Linked DNA regions of Homo sapiens: region 1 is linked to region 2. Evidence: chromatin contacts called from ENCODE Hi-C or POLR2A ChIA-PET data. All regions are on one chromosome and are shown on one strand. Each heading gives the region's core, a stretch centred on a gene start or an enhancer-like site at or near the end of the contact. The rest is flanking DNA. Distances are from core to core; before and after follow the strand shown.

Region 1 (3,323 bases), core at 774-3,273, 65 kb before region 2:
GTATATTTCTAGAGTAGGTAGGGTAAAATGTCTTCATCTTGATAAAAGTTACCCAGGATTTACCAAATTCAGTAGCAAATGAAATCAATTTTCAACCCTAAGCACTTCTCTACTGATTGAAAATGATGTTTTGGGATTTTTGGCCAAAGTCTCATTCCCATCAGTCTGGCTTTCTCCAGCCAGTGTTTGTCCTTGAAGTTAATCAGGGCTCTACATATGGAAAATATATACAGGCTACACAAAGGAACACAGCCCTGCCTACTTTCATCATCTCTCTGTCATAACAGAAATGCAAACATCATCTCTCTGTCATAACAGAAATGCAAACAGACCAGATTTCAAACAGTGGCACGTATGTGAATCATGGTGAGGTCACGCGAGGAAACTACTTGCATTTTCATAGCCATTGTGTGGTCAAATCCTAAATATTTTACATGTCCAAAAGGCAATGTTCCTAAGAGTTCTTGACTACCAAAGGATCATTGGTTTATACTTAAAAAAAGAAGTAATACAGGAAAAGTCAATTAATTATGACTAGGCACTAGGTTGACATGACCGCTTGGGGCTACAATGAAACATTCTCATTTCCTATTTCAGGTGAGGGAATTGAGGTCATGAGATGTACCAGACACAGGCAAGCTAGTAAACACATATCAAAACCTAAAACTATGGAGAAACGGCCACAAGAAAGAGGGCTCATTAAATTTTACTAATCTGTCACAAACAGAGAAAACCATGGATAATACATGAGAAGATAAAAACATACTAGGAAAGACAGATACATTTTAATATTCAGTTTAAAAGTTAAAAGACAGTGACTTGGGCAGGGCAATTCCAAACCAAAATATCATAGTACCCTCGAACATACTGATGTTCAGAAGTCTAAAAAATATGCCCTGTTCAAGTAGGTCTTCTCCAGGGCATAAAGATTAAGAGTAAATGAACCATTCCCTGCTTTGTGACTGAACGGGGTTAATTTCTGTCTTAGCTCTAGAGACAATGCTAATGTGTAGATGGTAGGGGATGGAGCACTTTAATAGAAAGAAGCACCGTCCTCTTAAATCCAACACCGGATGGCTAAAGTAGGAGATGATGTGCTAACTAATCTTACACAATTGGAAGGAGCACGACAATGTCCTGGTCAAACTACACTAGGGCAGTTACAGCTGCTTCATCCAAACCCCTACAAATTGTGCATTTTCTTCTAGTCCTAACATGTGGTGTGTTCTCACGGAAGGCTACTTCAGTAGTAGGGGAACCTGATATGTTGTAATTTCTAAAGCCTTTAGTATAAGATACAATGCAAGTAAAAGGTCATTTATGTTTATAAATACCCTTTTTCTATAACCTTCTAAGCTCAGGCAGAGGGACAGATGCAACAAATGTTTCTATAGCAACTAATTTTCATATAAATATGCCAACCTTTGCATACAAGTCTCTACAATATGTGTTAATTCTGGGCAATGGGCTGCCCTTTCTCGACCACATTCCCTAGCCCAGGTGTTCTCCTGAGATCAGCGGGTGTTCATGAGACCGAGGCTGAGGTCAGAAGTGTGGATTCTGGAAAGAGCTATCCTCCTCTGTCTGATTCCTCTGATTCAGTAAACTTCATCTAATAAACCCAAGATTTAGGCAGGCAATATGAGGGCCATTCTAACCACCTATGCGAATCAGTTTAGATGATGAAAAAGTGTCCTTCTCAAATAGAAACACTCACTTTTGAACCCATTCTACATAAAAGCTAAGGTAATTTATCTGATATTTCATAGGCGGTATGAAATTATTTCTGGAAAGAAAAAGTATACTCTGGGTCTTCAGTCTTGTAAAACCACAATCACCATGAAAATAAGCATGAGGGCATTTCTGTTTCTTGTTATATGTCCACAATCTCATAGGCTGCCAGCTCAACCCATCCGTCTTTGAAGTCACTTTTGTGGCAGAGAAGCTTCTCATGTAGGAAAGATGCAGAGTATCATGAGTCGGCCTGGAGTCTTTTCTTGTTATTCATTGAGGTTTCAGCTTACAGCTGGTCTGGCTCAGAAGCAACTGGCTGAAAGGCTTCAAATGCCGTCAGTTTGGTTCAGATTTATTTTTGCCCCAGAAGCCATGCAAGGTCCAGACTGCTCAGTCCATAAGCCTAACAAAGGAGTACTCTTTGGGTTCCAGCACACGCTTCTACTGCAGAAAGAAGCAGGTTCTTTAAGCTTCCTAAAACAGCAACAGAAAGGAAGCTTTAGAAATAATGTCTTACAAGTTAAATCTGCTAAATTTCAATGGTAAAGAATTATTATGCATAACTTTTACTAGTAGTATACATGGATATAATAATAGCATATGGACAAGAAACTCATTCAATAGTATCCAAATATCCAGCTACCCATGTAATCTCAGGATAAAATAAATATTTTCATAACAATTCGTAGTCACCCAATAACTGCAGAGTACTTAAAAGATGATACCGTAACCCATAGCAATCATAATGTATTAACAACAATTCTTTTGTGGGCTTTCAACCTTATTCAAACATTTAAAGCTTCTTTCTTCTATACTGTGTTCCTTTAAAGCATTTGTAGGTAAATATTTTAGGATTCTGTATTTCCTTTCTTTCAAAGAACAAAGATGAATGAATAGTACCATTCTTTATCTGCCAACTTAGTCTTTGAATGTACTTCCATTAAACTATTAGAGAATGTTCAGAAATAGTTGGGAATAAGATTTCTCTTATAACAATCTCCCTAGCATACTCACAGTCCTTATCGGGAGAATATCCTCAGCAAAGTGTAGCCATTAGACGTGTCCTCATCACAAAGGGCACTGACGTCAATGCCGGGAAGGGGACAAGTGAAACCACTGAACATTAATTTCATGTATTAACCCTTCACTAACTTACCACTAATTTGGCATTGGTGACATACCAGGTTAAGTGTATGCAAAAAAATTATTCCTAGGTCTAAGGAGATTATTTAGAAGTAAAATCTTATGAAACACTTCCAATAACAGGAGATAGTTTTATCAAATATGTTGATTAACTGACATGATTATAATAACTACATGAACCCTTCTGTGGGAGGCAAATTATCCTCATTTTGCCAATAAGGAAAAAGTAGACATTTCAATAGATTGAAACACTAGAACCCAGGGTCCTCTCATATGTTTTCTAACCTTCTTTCTGTCTGTTCCTGTTGACATTTTAAATGTTGCATTAAAAACAACTTCAAGATATGCTTTTCCTGTAGGTAAACAGGCTGGCTTTGTTCTCTCAAATATCTCAGCAAAAAATGTTCCAAATATCTCAGTTTTGTTCCCTTCTGGAGAGATGTGTA
Region 2 (3,323 bases), core at 143-2,642:
CAAAAACATAAGCGGGTCCTACCTACAGGTTGGAGGAGCAGCTCTTCAGACCACAGGGGAAAACTCACAGACCCTTGTTGTCCAGGAAACACATTCTGGGCCTTGGGTTGAAAGCACTATTTATTTGTACAGCCAGTGCGTTATTAACTGCAGTCCTTTGAACTTTCAAAGTTAAATGTTAAATTTTAAATGTGGATGGAGAAGTTATTTGAAGGGAGAATCTAGGGCATGCAAATGCAAATGACAAATTAGATTTATGTTGCTGGTGCTTAGAAATCAACTTTTAACTTCCTTTAATGAAACAACATTGAAGAGATATTTCCCCTCAACTTTCAGTTTCTAAAAGGCTGTGCTTGAGTTTTTTAGAGAAAACTGACAAGCAAGGGCTCGTTAATATCTTACAACCATCCCTAGGCTAGATCAGCTATAATTAAACATAAATAAAGTGAGCAACACTGTCATTAAATGGCAGAAATGAATCTCATTTTTTATGCTTACAAATTAATTTTTTTAAAACTTTCCTCATAGAGACAAAAACAGTTTTCAAAAATGTAAACATCTTCAGAAATATGAAGCTGGGTATGCCCCGTGCGGAGGAAAGTATGTTGTTGTTTACAAGAGTTAATTTTTTCACATTAACTAAAGTCCTCCCAATAATTGGTTAGAAAAGTTTACTTTGAAAACTGTGCCAGAGACTTGAAGCCTGTTTCAAGTGGTTCATGCAAAAACTAGTTTCCTGATTTACTGCTGCGAGGCGATCGTGTTACAAGCACACTGTTGGCATTAATACGAGTGAGGAGGATGGGCTGGGGCTGGGCGAATTCTAGGCAGTAAGAATTAAAAGTCTAATGTGGTTACTTCAGGAAAACAAAAATCATCCTCTCCCACATATCCCAAAGTTAGGTTTATTTTTGGGAGCTGAAAGGATGCCTGATGGCCGAGTAACCCTCACCATATTTATGGTTCAGAATGCCCAGCAGGTACTACTTATGGGGCGCCCAGAACAAGCTTTTGTATTTTTTGACTCTGAAATAGGAAAAATATTCTGAATTATCTTTCTCATACACTTTCAAAATCGAAATCCTGTAGTGGAGGAGAGATAGGGTAAATATGGCTCAATGGGATAAAATCCTCAGACTCCACATGGCTCAGCGACCTGTCATATATTTTCCTAAAAATGCAGGAAAGATAACTATGTATTAAGCAAAATTTCTAAAAAAGAACTGAATGGGAAGAGATGCTGCTTGGGGCTTACAGGGAAGGAAGCAAAGGAACTAGCGAGAGGCGCCTGCTCAGAACGCCCAGGGCAACAGCATCTGGCATGAGGAGCATGGAGGACCGGAAACAGATGGGTCGGGAACTGGTGGCAAGGTCGAGCGTAGCTCAGAGGAAGAAGGACAGGAAGAAGGCTGACCAGCAAGGCAGCTCCCGCAGTGCATGTGCGTTAGGTCAATATGATTCTGGTATCTCCTTGTTTTACAGGCTGGTCCCATGCCAGAATTACTGGAAGAAAGTTAATCATTCTAGAGCTGTACTGTCCAATACAATAGCCAGACCCCATGTGGCCTCATTTAATTTTCATCAATTAAAATGAAATAAAATTCTGTAAGTGTTCAGTAACCGCAGTGGCTAGTTGCTCGTATACTGGATAGAGCAGATAGAGACCACTTCCACCATCACAGACAGTTCTATCAGAGAGAATTGCACTAGGCTATTTACAAAACGAGCAAGAGATTGCTACTCCCACGTGGCTCCACCACTCCTTCCTCCCGCACTGTTACTTACTAGCAGTGACAATGGACAAATCAGTGAACCACTGTGTCCCAGTTTCCCTGTCCATAAGATGGGGATGGTTATATTCCCTATTTAAAACATATGTTGTAAGGATTCCATTATTTAATATACAAAGATCACATAGTACCTGGCTTACTGTATGAAAAATTAGCTAATATTATCTTAGTTGCATAATATGTATTACAAGAGATAGCTCATATTTATGTTAACAGATGTCGTTTACATGAACATAGCCCAAGATATCCAAGGTAAACAGTTAAAATAAGAATCTTTTAAAAGTGGCCAAGGAAGAGAAGGGTATCATCAATCTAAGTCAGCAACAGTATCGGTGGACCTGGAGCTGCTGTGCAGACTTCTTAATACCTAATAATTGAAAGGAAGTGAAAAGAGGCTGGGACCTACTGACCACACACCACTGGTGGGTCAAGGTGTAGACTGTATCCAGGAATACGATTCCAGAAGCCCCAGCCAGCCCTGACTACACATTTTTATGGTAGAAACCTAACTAACAATGGAAGAGATGCTCAGATACCTTGGGAAAAAATAGAATTGAATGCCTTCCAAAGAAAATAATAATTAGGAGAAATAAAACCGCAGAGGAAAGTTTAACTATACCTGCTTAACCAAAGCACTTCCAGGCTTTAGTTTTAAGGCACAGGTACATGTTTGTAATTGAAAGAACCTCATGACCCAGAGTGCGTTATTTTAGACAGATGGACTGGAGGACAGAAAATGTCAGAAGTTTTAAGATACCTTTAATACAGAGAAGCAAATAACATAACAATGTTACAATAAAAGTTATTTGAAAATGCTAATGGCCTACTAAAAAATGTACTTTTTACCCACAATATAAAAAAATCTTTTGTTGTATATATCAATAGTTTGGTCTAGCTTTTCTTCTTTTTCATAATTAACTTTAAAAAGTTTTATGTTTACTCTGCTTTCAAAATTTCAAATACCATAGGTAACCAAAATTCTAAGCCTCAGTCAAAAAGGGCCCTGAGACTTGTTTAATTACAAATTAAAAGGTATCCCTCCAAACTGTCTATCTATTTATCTATTTATTTATTTCTCACTTTGTCACCCAGACTTGAGTGCGGTGGTGCAATCTCGGCTCACCACAACTCTGCCTCCCAGACTCAAGCGATTCTCCTGCCTCAGCCTCCTGAGTAGCTGGGATTAAAGGCGCCCACCACCACACCTGGCTAATTTTTGTATTTTTAGTACAGATGGGGTTTCACCATGTTGGCCAGGCTAGTCTGGAACTCCTGACCTCAGGCAATCCACCTGCCTCGGCCTCCCAAAGTGCTGGGATTACAGATGTGAGCCACTGTGCCTGGCCCAAACTATACATTTAATATCTCAAGCTTTAAAAAAGATTATTTATAAACGTAGTTGTCTGAAAAAAAATTTAAAGCTTAGTCTTAGTCAAAAGACTAAATTTTCCCTTGATTTGTAAAGCTTGGAAGTGAAAATTAGCCAGTTAAATGTAATTTTAATTTCAGTGATTTATCTGACTTTAATATCCT

What was found. Hi-C counts contacts between places; a loop is a spot of excess contacts on that map. ChIA-PET counts read pairs that join two places held with the same protein, here RNA polymerase II (POLR2A).
Region 1: a map of PC-3 shows a loop between it and region 2 (1.9-fold over the local background). The contact joins two enhancer-like sites. A Hi-C loop is called at or near these places in 1 of 168 maps with a recorded cell type or tissue (PC-3). POLR2A ChIA-PET finds 5 or more read pairs at or near these places in 3 of 52 experiments (H1, Panc1 and T-cell).

Annotation. Positions count from the first base shown.
Region 1 is chr13:23,672,257-23,675,579 of GRCh38, reverse strand. It overlaps TNFRSF19 (TNF receptor superfamily member 19), which reads right to left. Exons shown (of 10, transcript NM_148957.4): 10 at 1-2,208. The coding sequence ends at 2,200. Among named protein-coding and RNA genes, the nearest start is that of TNFRSF19, 100 kb to the right of the region's middle. Within about 2 kb of position 2,023, at least 7 of the 41 ENCODE cell types and tissues checked have a DNase peak (open chromatin) inside an H3K27ac peak, as active enhancers do.
Region 2 is chr13:23,606,965-23,610,287 of GRCh38, reverse strand. The region is part of intron 3 of TNFRSF19 (TNF receptor superfamily member 19); the gene reads right to left. Among named protein-coding and RNA genes, the nearest start is that of TNFRSF19, 38 kb to the right of the region's middle. Within about 2 kb of position 1,392, at least 19 of the 41 ENCODE cell types and tissues checked have a DNase peak (open chromatin) inside an H3K27ac peak, as active enhancers do.